Linked DNA regions of Homo sapiens: region 1 is linked to region 2. Evidence: read pairs that join two places in POLR2A ChIA-PET (ENCODE). Cell type or tissue: OCI-LY7. All regions are shown on one strand. Links, peaks and the distances in the headings refer to the core of each region. The heading gives the core; the rest is flanking DNA.

Evidence for each region. ChIA-PET counts read pairs that join two places held together with the same protein. Peaks named below come from ENCODE experiments on the same cell type or tissue, not always from the same donor. Only the 100,000 strongest peaks of a DNase experiment are listed, where the experiment ranks them.
Region 1: POLR2A ChIA-PET joins it to region 2 with 13 read pairs; 2 of 35 experiments call an interaction of 5 or more read pairs at or near these places.

Annotation. Positions count from the first base shown.
Region 1 is chr16:4,305,518-4,310,883 of GRCh38, reverse strand. No RefSeq gene overlaps it. Among named protein-coding and RNA genes, the nearest start is that of GLIS2, 7.9 kb to the left of the region's middle. RefSeq lists an enhancer at 5,061-5,366. In OCI-LY7, for the core only: CTCF peaks have their summits at 753 and 976; DNase peaks (open chromatin) are centred at 1,003, 3,103, 3,833 and 4,243; H3K4me3 peaks cover 3,052 bases; H3K27ac peaks cover 4,186 bases.
Region 2 is chr16:3,584,564-3,589,929 of GRCh38, reverse strand. It overlaps SLX4 (SLX4 structure-specific endonuclease subunit), which reads left to right. Exons shown (of 15, transcript NM_032444.4): 12 at 1-928; 13 at 5,059-5,161. Among named protein-coding and RNA genes, the nearest start is that of NLRC3, 9.8 kb to the right of the region's middle. RefSeq lists enhancers at 1-433, 2,453-2,522. In OCI-LY7, for the core only: no CTCF peak of the experiment used is centred there; a DNase peak (open chromatin) is centred at 2,169; H3K4me3 peaks cover 2,543 bases; H3K27ac peaks cover 3,718 bases.

The sequences.
Region 1 (5,366 bases), core at 164-5,163, 720 kb before region 2:
GGGGTCTCACTATGTTACCCAAGCTAGTTTCGAACTTCTGGGATCAAGCAATCCTCCTGTCTTAGCCTCATAACAGGCGTGAGCCACCATATGCAGCTGAGACCCTGTCTCTTTTTTTTTTCTGAGACGGAGTCTTGCTTGTCACCCAGGCTGGAGTGCAGTGGTACAACCTCTGTCTCCCAGGTTGAAGCTATTCTCCTCCCTCAGCCTCCTGAGTAGCTGGGATTACAGGCGTGTGCCACCACATCCGCCTAATTTTTGTATTTTTAATACGGATGGGGTTTTGCCATGTTGGCCATGCTGGTCTCTAACTCCCGACCTCAGGTGATCCACCCACCTCAGCCTCCCAAAGTGCTGGGATTACAGGCATGAGGCACCGCGCCTGGCCCTTAGACCCTATCTCTAAAAAACCAAAAAAAACAAAAAAACAAAAGAAGTAACCCTTGAGACCTACATTGTAGATGTAGGAGAGATGACAGGAATCAGAATGGATGAATGGTGGCAGATCCAGACCTCTGGCCCTTGACCTTGGCCAAGCCCTCTAACCTCTCTGAGCCTCGGTTTCCCCATCTATGAAATCGCAGTCCTCAGGGTACCTATTACCACTGGCCTCTGTGAGGCTCAGTGGGAAGTGCACAGAAAGGGCTTCCAGCAGCACGTGGCTGGGAGAAAGAGCCCGCAAATGGTAGCTATTATGAATGAAGCAGCCCACAGCGGGCAGAGCCCAGTCACAAGGCAGGAGTGATGGAGGGAGTGAGATCAGGATGACTTATCAACCCTGAGCCGGTGGCCTGGCGAGCCTCTCTCTCCATTGGCGCTGGCTGGCTGAGCCTACAGAGCTGGGGCTGTCTGCGGGTGGGGTGTTTATTCTAGGAAGCGGCCCTGGCTGCTTCTCATTCCCTGCCCCAGGGAGAAAGGAGGGCTTCAAGTCAGAACCGAAGCCATGCTGGGCCTGGCATGTACAACACAGCGCCACCTGCCCGCAGGGCCCAGAGCTGAAAATGCCCAGGAGGTGCAGCCCCAGGGGCCTGGCTGGGACTTGCAGATGTGAGACACTCCCAGGGTGACCCACCTGACTCCCCAAGAACCTGTCCTGCAAAGCCTAAAATGCTCAGCTTTTGGAAGTCTAGAGACTGGGTCCTGCATTCCAGGGCGGGGACGGGATGGGGCGCCTGGGCTAGGGGGGAGAGTTCTATCAGAGGTGGGGATGTCCCTGGTGGCAGCGCTGTCACCCTTGGGCTCCTTCATCAGAGGCTTGCTTCATGGAAGCCATGTGAGCTATGCAGTTGCACAGGGCTGGCCCTTAGAAGGGCCTGAGTGTGGCTGAATGTTCTGCTGTCACCGTCTTGAAATTCTTAATCATTTTAGAACATGGCCCGCGAATTTTCATTTTACATTACGCAGCCTGTCCTGCCTTCATGGTTTCGTTTCTCCTAGCATGTAGCTTCTCCCTCCCATCAGTGTGGCGCACAGACCCAACCTTCAGCCACATCCAGCAAGACAGGAGTGCCTTAGGTAAGCCTCATTTCCTGAAAGGCCGTGGGAGACATGCACCTGCCACCCCAACCCAGCAGGACCAACCTTTCTGGAAAACCTGAGGCCGGCTGTGTGACGTGGGTGAGTCACTCAACTGCTCTGAACTTCTCGGTATCATAATATTGCACAGATCCTTGGGAAGTTTAAAAGAGGTAGTTTTGGGCTGGGCCTGGTGGCTCATCCCTGTAATCACAGCACTTTGGGAGGCCAAGGCAGGTGGATCTCTTGGGGTCAGGAGTTCAAGACCAGCCTGGTCAACATAGTGAGACACGGTGTCTACTGAAAATACAAAAATTAGCTGGACATGGTGGCACACGCCTGTAATCCCAGCTACTCAGGAGGCTGAGGCACGAGAATCGCTTGAAACCAGGAGGCAGAGGTTGCAGTGAGCTGAGATTGCACCACTGCACTCCAGCCTGGGTGACAGAGCGAGACGCCATCGCAAAATAAATAAATAAAAAGTAAAAAAGGTAGTTTTGGTTGGGCACAGTAGCTCACGCCTGTAGTTCCAGCACTTTGGGAGGCCGAGGCAGGAGGATTGCTTGAGCCCAGGAGTTCGAGAACAGCCTGGGCAACATACTAAGACCCTGCCCCATCTCTACAAAAAATTAAAAAATTAGCTAGTTGTGGTGGTGCATGACTGTAGTCACAGCTACTTGGACAGCTGAGGCGGGAAGATTGCTTGAACCCAGGAGGTGGAGGCTGCAGTGAGCCGATTGTGCCACTGAACTCCAGCCTGGGGGACGGAGTGAGACCCAGTCTCAAAAAAAAAAAAAAAAAAAAAAAGGCCGGTCACAGTGGCTCAGGCCTGTAATCCCAGCACTTTGGGAGGCTGAGGTGGGCGAATCGCTTGAACCCGGGAGGCAGAGGTTGCGATGAGCCCAGATCACGCCATTGCACTCCAGCCTGGGCAACAGAGCGAGATTCCAACTCAAAAAAAAAAAAAAATTTAAGATTATTGCAGGGCTGGGTGCGCCGTCTGACGCCTGTAATCCCAGCACTTTGGGAGGCCGAGGCGGGCAGATCACGAAGTCAGGAGTTCAAAACCAGCCTGGCCACCATGGTGAAACCACATCTCTACTAAAAATACAAAAATTAGCCAGGCGTGTTGGCGCGCACCTGCAATCCCAGCTACTCGGGAGGCTGAAGGAGGAGAATCGCTTGAACCTGAGAGGCGGAGCTTGCAGTGAGCCGAGATCGCGCCATTGCACTCCAGCTCTGGGCGACAGAAGACTGTCTGACGGGGTAGGGGAAAGATTGTTGAAGGCGCTAACTTGGAGGGAGAGGAGTCCGCCCGGGATCCCTAAGGACCTGCCCCGGGGAGGAGGAGCCGTCCCTCCCTTGGCCCCTCCCCTCCTGCCTTCCGAGGGAGGAGACCCCCCCAGGGCAGGAACGAGGGGGCGGAGAAGCGCGAGCGACACATTTTTGAGTCGTGACCAAGTGGAAACTCCCTCCCCGAGGCGGAAGCTGGGGGCGCCCCACTGGGGCCCAAGCCTCCGCCGGGGCGGGATTCCAAGCCAGGGGCGGGGCGCCGCCGGTGACCCGGGCCCCGCCTCTCGCCCGCCTCATGAATATGAACAAGCCGGCTGGTGAGCGGAAGTGCGAGGCGGCCCCAGGCTGGCTGGCTCTGCCGCTGAGAGGGGGGCGCGAGTCCGGGGGGCGTGGCCTGGCTCGGACGCCCCGCCCCTACCCCCACGCGGGGCCTCCTTCCGGCCGGCGCGCCCCGGACGTGACCTCGCGGGCGCGCGCCGGGAGCCGCCAGACTGGGCGCCGACAGCATCCTCCGGGGGTAGGCGCCCACAGTCATTCTTTCCATCGCTGCGGACACGGGAGTCAGAAGTGAAACAGTCCTGTCCTCGTGGGGCTTACGTTCCAGGCGCAAGAGCCACAGGTAGTCGAATTGGGAAACCGCCTCGGATGTCACATAAGCGCCCAGGGAGGACAGGGCAGGACAGGGCCTCCCTGGGGAGGTGACTTGAGTCAAGACTCAAAAGAGGGAAGCGAGGGAACAAGCCATGCGAGGAACTAACGAAGGAACATTCCAGAAAGATTTCACATCCCAAGCCTAAGGTCCAGGGGCAGCAGGCATTGAGGCGGATGTGGCTGGAGTGGAGAGAAAGAGGAATTAAAAGGATGGAGTAATGACAATAATGGCTCACATTTTTTAGCAAGAGGTGGGTTCACTACCTATCTGTCGTTATCTGGGGGGAAATTAGGCTCTGGGAGGTCAAATAACTTGCCCAAGGTCACACAGCTTGTAAGTGGCCAGACCAGCATTGGAACCCAAGGGGACGGATGTCTGAAACACACCCAGGAGTCCCAAGGTGGGATGACCTTGACCAAGACAGGCCCTTTACCCCTTGCCTCAGTTTCATCCCAAAGAGCTGCCCAAACACAGCTTAAAATCAGGGCACAGAGCAAGGGTGTAGCTGAGTGTGCGTAACATCTGTTCTCCTGGGAGATGCTTTTGTTGTCTGGGAAGCACTTGTCACCTCTCCAGGCTCTGGAGCAGGTACAAGTGGCTTCGGGGAGAAAGGGTGGGAGCCGGGAAGAGGCTGCTTCTGGTGGCAGGAGGAGAGAGGGAGTGGGTGAGGGGCCCCGGGCTGGCTGAGTGCTCTGGAGCATGACAAAGGCAGTGTCAGCCAGGCAGCTGTGTCCGCCACTAGCAACCGCGCAGGCAGCATCCCCCGCCATCCCTCTGAGCCTGGAGAGATTGAAACACACACAGTCAGCGTGCCTGCTGCCCAGGTGAGGTGCAGAAGGCCTGGGGGTTGCCAGTCTGGGCTCTGCCGCGAGAAAGTGGCTTTTCTGCAGCCGGAAGCGGGGAGGAAGTGTTTTCACCCTTCTACAAAGCTCTGTCTCTGCCTCTGGATCCACGGTGCTGCAGGCCTGAGGGCTCTCATGGGTACGGGCCTGGTGAGTAATCTAGAATTTGCCCCTTCCCCAGCCTGGTGCAGCCTCTAGTCTCGGCCTTCACGCTCTGCTGTAAAATGAGGCTGGGTCAGGAGTGGGACCCATCCTCCGTGTTTGAGGAGCTGGGCTATTACATGAGCCCCTACCTGAGGTCGCCAGCGAGTCAGAGGTCCTGGTGGGACCAGACCAAAATGGAACCTACTATCGGGCCCATTTTGAGAGGGAGACAGAGAGAAGTTAAAAGTACATGCACACACAGCTCTAAAGTAGCAGAGATGGCATTCAAGTCCAAAGCCTTTGACTCCAGGACGGGCACAGTGGCTCACACTTGTAATTTCAGCACTTTGGGAGGCCGAGGTGGGAGGATCTCCTAAGCCCAGGAGTTCAAGACCAGCATGGGCAACATGGTAAGACCCTATCTCTATTAGCGGGGCGTGATGGCACATGGCTGTAGTCCCAGCTACTCTGGAGGCTGAAGCAAGAGAATCGCTTGAACTTGGAAGGCAGATGTTGCAGTGAGCTGACAGAGCAAGATTCCATCTCAAAACGAACAATCAAACACTAGTCTTGCCCGGCGAGGTGGCTCAGGCCTGTAATGACCAGCCTGGCCAACATGGTGAAACCCCTTCTCTACTAAAAATACAAAAATTTGCTGGGCATGATGGCAGGCGCCTGTAATTCCAGCTACTTGGGAGGCTGAGGCAGGAGAATCCCTTGAACCTGGTAGGTAGAAGTTGCAGTGAGCCGAGACCGTGCTATTGCACTCCAGCCTGGGCAACAAGAGTGAAACTCCGTCCCCAAAAAGAAAAAAACACTAGCCTCAAGCCACAGCCATGTCTCCAACCTTCCCGGCCAGGTTTCTCAAAAGAGGGGGCTACCTGAGGTCACCCACTCCTGCCGAACTCCAGGTGGGCTTC
Region 2 (5,366 bases), core at 228-5,227:
CTGTTCTGTGACCGTGAGAGCAGCCCCAGCGAGGCCAGCACCACAGACACCTCGTGGCTGGTGCCCGCCACCCCGCTGGCCAGCAGAAGCCGTGACTGTTCTTCCCAGACCCAAATCAGCAGCCTCAGGAGCGGGCTGGCCGTGCAGGCGGTGACTCAGCACACGCCCAGGGCCTCAGTAGGAAACAGGGAAGGGAACGAAGTCGCACAGAAGTTTTCTGTCATCAGGCCCCAGACACCACCGCCCCAGACACCGTCCTCATGCCTCACTCCCGTCTCTCCAGGAACTTCTGACGGCAGAAGGCAAGGCCACAGAAGCCCTTCCCGTCCCCACCCCGGGGGCCACCCGCACTCCTCTCCGCTGGCTCCACATCCCATCTCAGGGGACCGCGCCCACTTCAGCAGGCGGTTCCTGAAACACTCGCCGCCTGGGCCAAGCTTCCTGAACCAGACCCCAGCGGGTGAAGTGGTGGAAGTCGGAGACAGTGACGATGAGCAGGAGGTGGCCTCCCATCAGGCCAACAGAAGCCCCCCACTGGACAGTGACCCCCCAATTCCAATTGACGACTGCTGCTGGCACATGGAGCCCCTCTCGCCAATTCCCATTGACCACTGGAACCTGGAGCGGACCGGCCCCCTGAGCACCAGCAGCCCCAGCCGCAGGATGAACGAGGCCGCCGACAGCCGTGACTGTCGCTCCCCGGGACTCCTGGACACCACCCCCATCCGAGGAAGCTGCACTACCCAGAGGAAATTGCAAGAGAAGTCCTCGGGCGCGGGCTCCCTGGGGAATAGCAGGCCGAGCTTTCTGAATTCGGCTCTGTGGGACGTTTGGGACGGGGAAGAGCAGAGGCCTCCAGAGACCCCTCCTCCGGCCCAGATGCCAAGCGCTGGTGGAGCTCAGAAGCCCGAAGGGTTAGAGACACCCAGTGAGTAGCCAGGAGAGCTGGGGAAGGGGACTGTCTTTGTTACTATTTTACACTAAGAGGGTGGGAAGATCAGTCATGAGACCCAGGGGCTGCCCTCTGAATGCCTGCTGACCTGAGGCATGACACTTCCGCTGCCTTCCAGACTCCCCTCCACAGTGGAGGAGAGCCGGGCTGGTTCTCATGCTACACTTCTCAGCCAGTAAGTCAGTGTTTCCCAAACTTGCCTGGCTCCAGTGCTCACCTGGGCATGTGTTAAAAATCCACATCTGTGGACCCTTCTCCAGAACACGGAGCCGGCACCTCCAAAGGCCACAACTCATTCAGCAAGTATCGGCATGCCTTAAGATTGGACCAGGGTGGTTCTCCAGAATGTTAACCGTAGATTGACTGCAGGACCCAGCAATTCCACTTTTACCTGTATATCCAAAAGAATTAAAAACAGGGACTCAGACATGCATGTTCATAGAAGCGCTGTTCACAATCGCCAAAAGCTGGAAGCAACCCAAATGCCCGTCAGGAGATGAACAGGGAAACCAAACGTGGTCCATCTAGACCACTAGAAAATGGAATAGTGTTCAGCCACAAAGAGGAGTGAGGCACTGCCACACGCTACCGCGTGGACGACCCAGAAAACATGCTGCCGGGTGAGAGAAGCCAGACATAGAAGGTCATGTACTGTCTGCACTCATGGATATGAAATGTCTAGAATAGGCAAATCCAGAGAAAATGCAGGTTAGTGGTTGGCCTGGGTTGGAGGGAGGGGGAATGGGGAGTGACTGCTTATGGGATACAGGGTGTCCTTTTGGGGTGGTGAAAATGTTTTGCAAATAGATAGAGGTGATGGTTGTACAACATTGTGAATACTTAATGCCACTGAATTATTCCCTTTACGATTTTTTTATGTGAATTTCACCTCAATTAAAAAAAGAATCAGGTGGGACAAGTGTGAGAGGCTGTTAGGCCTGTTCTTCCTGGTCCTCCCAGGTGCAGGGATGCCACCTCCCTGCTCATTTCAGTCCCCGGGGAGAGTCAGAGCCCCAGGTGTCGGCCCCCTCGGTGCTGCTGCTCCCATCCAGGCACCTCCGGGGAGGGCAAGGACAGGCCGGGCTGGGCTGAGCATGACTGGGAGAAAGGCCAGGCTGTGAGTGAGCACCTGCCTGCGGCCTGGGGGCCCATTTCCTCCCAAAATCCAGATGAATGAGGCCACTGATAGTGTCCTCGGCCCTCAGGGGCTTCAGAAACACCTGGAGAGCTTCTTATAGCACGCCCGTGGCCCAGCCTGCCCCAGAGCCTTGCTTCGGGAGGGTGACTAAGAATTTGCATTTCTAACCAGTTCCCAGGCAGTGCTGTGAGAACAGCTGCAGGAGGCTGCACAGCAGATCTGAGGTGGGCTTCAGGACGACGCTGCGGCCACAGGAAGAATCGTGCTTTTCTCAGGAGACAGAGCCTGCCGCTTTCATCGGGGGCTCAAAGGGCTCCATGGTCATAAAAGGCAGAAGAACCAAAGTCTGACTGTTTCCAATGTGTCACCAGGCTGGAGTGCAGTGGGGCTATCTCGGCTCACTGCAACCTCCACCTCTCGGGTTCAAGGGATTCTCCTGCCTCAGCCTCCCGAGTAGCTGGGATTACAGGCACCCAGCACCACGCCCAGCTAATTTTTGTATTTTTAGTAGAGTCGGGTTTCACCATGTTGATCAGGCTGGTCTTGAGCTGCTGACCTCAGGTGATCCGCCCACCTCGGCCTCCCAAAGTGCTGGGATTACAGGCGTGAGCCACCTCGCCCAGCCTATTATTTTTTAAAGTAACAGCTTTATTTAGATATAATTCACATACCATAATATCCACCCTTTTAAAATGGACAGTTCAGTGCTTCTCAGTACATTCACAGTGTTGTACAATTGTCCCCACTCTCTAATTCTAGAACATTTTCATCATCTCAAAAATCCTGTACCCATGAGCAGTCTCTCACCTTCCCCTTCCCCCAGCCCTGGCAACCAAGAACCTTTCTGTCTCTATGGATTTGCCTGTCCTGGACATTTCATATAAACAGAGCCATATATAACTAATATGTGGCCTTTTGTGTCTGTGTCTGGCTTCTTTCAGTTAGCATACAGTTTTCAAGATTCATACATGTTGTAGCATGGATCAGTATTTTATTCCTTTTTATTCTTTTTTTTTTTTTTTGAGACGGAGCCTCTCTCTGTTGCCCAGGCTAGAGTGCAGTGGCACGATCTCGGCTCACTGCAACCTCCACCTCCTGGGTCCAAGCGATTCTCCCGCCTCAGCCTCCCGAGTAGCTGGGATTACAAGCGCCCATCGCCATGCCATGCCCGGCTAATTTTTTTGTATTTTTAGTACAGATGGGGTTTCACCATGTTGGCCAAGCTGGTCTCGAACTCCTAACCTCAAGTGATCCACCCACTTTGGTCTCCCACAGTGCTGGGATTACAAGCCTGAGCCACTGTGCCTGGCCTGTTTTTGAGTCAGGGGTCTTGCTCTGTCACCCAGGCTGAAGTGCAGTGGCGCAATTACAGCTCATTGTAGCCTCGACCTCCCAGGCTCAAGTGATCCTCCCACCTCAACCTCCTGAGTAGCTGGGACTACAGGCAGCTGCCACCATGCCCAGCTAATTTTTTTTTTTTAGTAGAGACTGGGTCTTGCTATGTTGCCCTGGCTTTGGGCATACATTCCTTTGTATGTCTAATACCCCACTGATGGTATGCCACATTTTGCTTATCCATTCATCTACTAGTGGACACACGGGTTGTTTTTAATTTGTGGTTATTAATAATGCCACTTAGGAATATTGATGTGCAAGTTTTCGTGTAGACATGTTTTCCTTCTTCTTGGTTCTGTACTTAGGAGTGGAATTGCTGGGTCATATGGCAACTGTGTTTAGCATTGTGAGGAACTGCGAGACTGTTTTCCAAAGTGACTGCACCATTTTAAATCTCCACCAACACTTGTTATTCTGTTTTTGTTGTTGTTGTTATTGTTTTGAGACAAGGTCTTGCTCTGTCGCCCAGGCTGGAGTGCAGTGGCGTGTTCATGGCTTGCTGCAGCCTCAACCTTCCTGGCTCAGGTGATCCTCCCACCTCAGCCTCCCGAGTAGCTGGAACCAGCCACAAACAGCTGCCCACATTGGTGACTTGGGCCACCACACCCTGCTAACTTTTTTTGTATTTTTTTTTTTTTTTTTTTGTAGAGATAGGGTTCTGCCATTTTGCCCAAACCCTCTGTGTTTTTTGTTATGGCCATCCTAGTGGGCGTGCAGTGGTATCTCACTGTGGTTTTGACTTGCATTTCCCTGATGACTAATGATGTCGGGCACCTTTTCATGTGCTTATTGGCCATTTGTAGATCTTCTCTGGAGAAATGTCTGTTCACATCCTTTGCCCTTTTTTTTTTTTTTTTTTGAGACAGAGTCTTGCTCTGTCGCCCAGGCTGGAGTGCAGTGGTGTGATCTCGGCTCACTGCAAGCTCCGCCTCCCAGGTTCACGCCATTCTCCTGCCTCAGCCTCCCAAGCAGCTGGGACTACAGGCGCCCGCCACCACGCCCAGCTAATTTTTTGTATTTTTAATAGAGACGGGGTTTCACCGTGTTAGCCAGGATGGTCTCGATCTCCTGACCTCGTGATCCGCCCACCTCGGCCTCCCAAAGTGCTGGGATTACAGGCGTGAGCCACCGCGCCCGGCCCCTTTGCCCATTTTTTAACTGGGTTTTTTTAAATTGATGAATTATTTTTAAAAAGCAAAACTGATGTCTAAGCCTGTTTGAAGAGTATCAGTGTGGCCCATTGTCTCAAGTTGTCACTGTGGGTCAGATATTTTTAAGTTTACATGCATAAGTTTTAGTCACGTGCCGGGCTGTTGGGTTCAGTGGCCCCAGGAGCTCTGTTCACCCGGCACCCGTGTTATACAAGGTGTGGTCCTCAGTGCGTGTCACCGATGCTATCATTGGGAAGCCCCTGCTCCAGACAGGGAAGGGGTGACCACTGTTGCTTTCATGGAGCAAAACGATGCTTGGGTTATCTTCAAGTGCATTATTCCTCTTGGTCACGCTACTGGGATCAGATGTGGGAAATCCGTGTCCCTCATGCTAAAACGTGTGCTTCTTTTGTTTTACCCAGAAGGTGCTAATCGGAAGAAGAACTTGCCCCCCAAAGTGCCCATAACGCCGATGCCACAGTATTCCATTATGGAGACGCCGGTGCTGAAGAAGGAACTGGATAGGTTGGCGGTCTTCAAAGCTTGTTGCCCACAGTGGTCTTTTCCCTCCCATAAGTAACTGGGTTTCACACACCTGGGGGCGGAAGGGCCCCCCGTGTGGTCTCTGGGTCTGGTGGATGCAGCTGGCCTGGGCTTGGGAAGAAAGGTCTGCAGTCAGCTCCTTAGGGAGCATGTGTGACTGCTGGGTGCCGGGGTGAGCCTCCCAGTT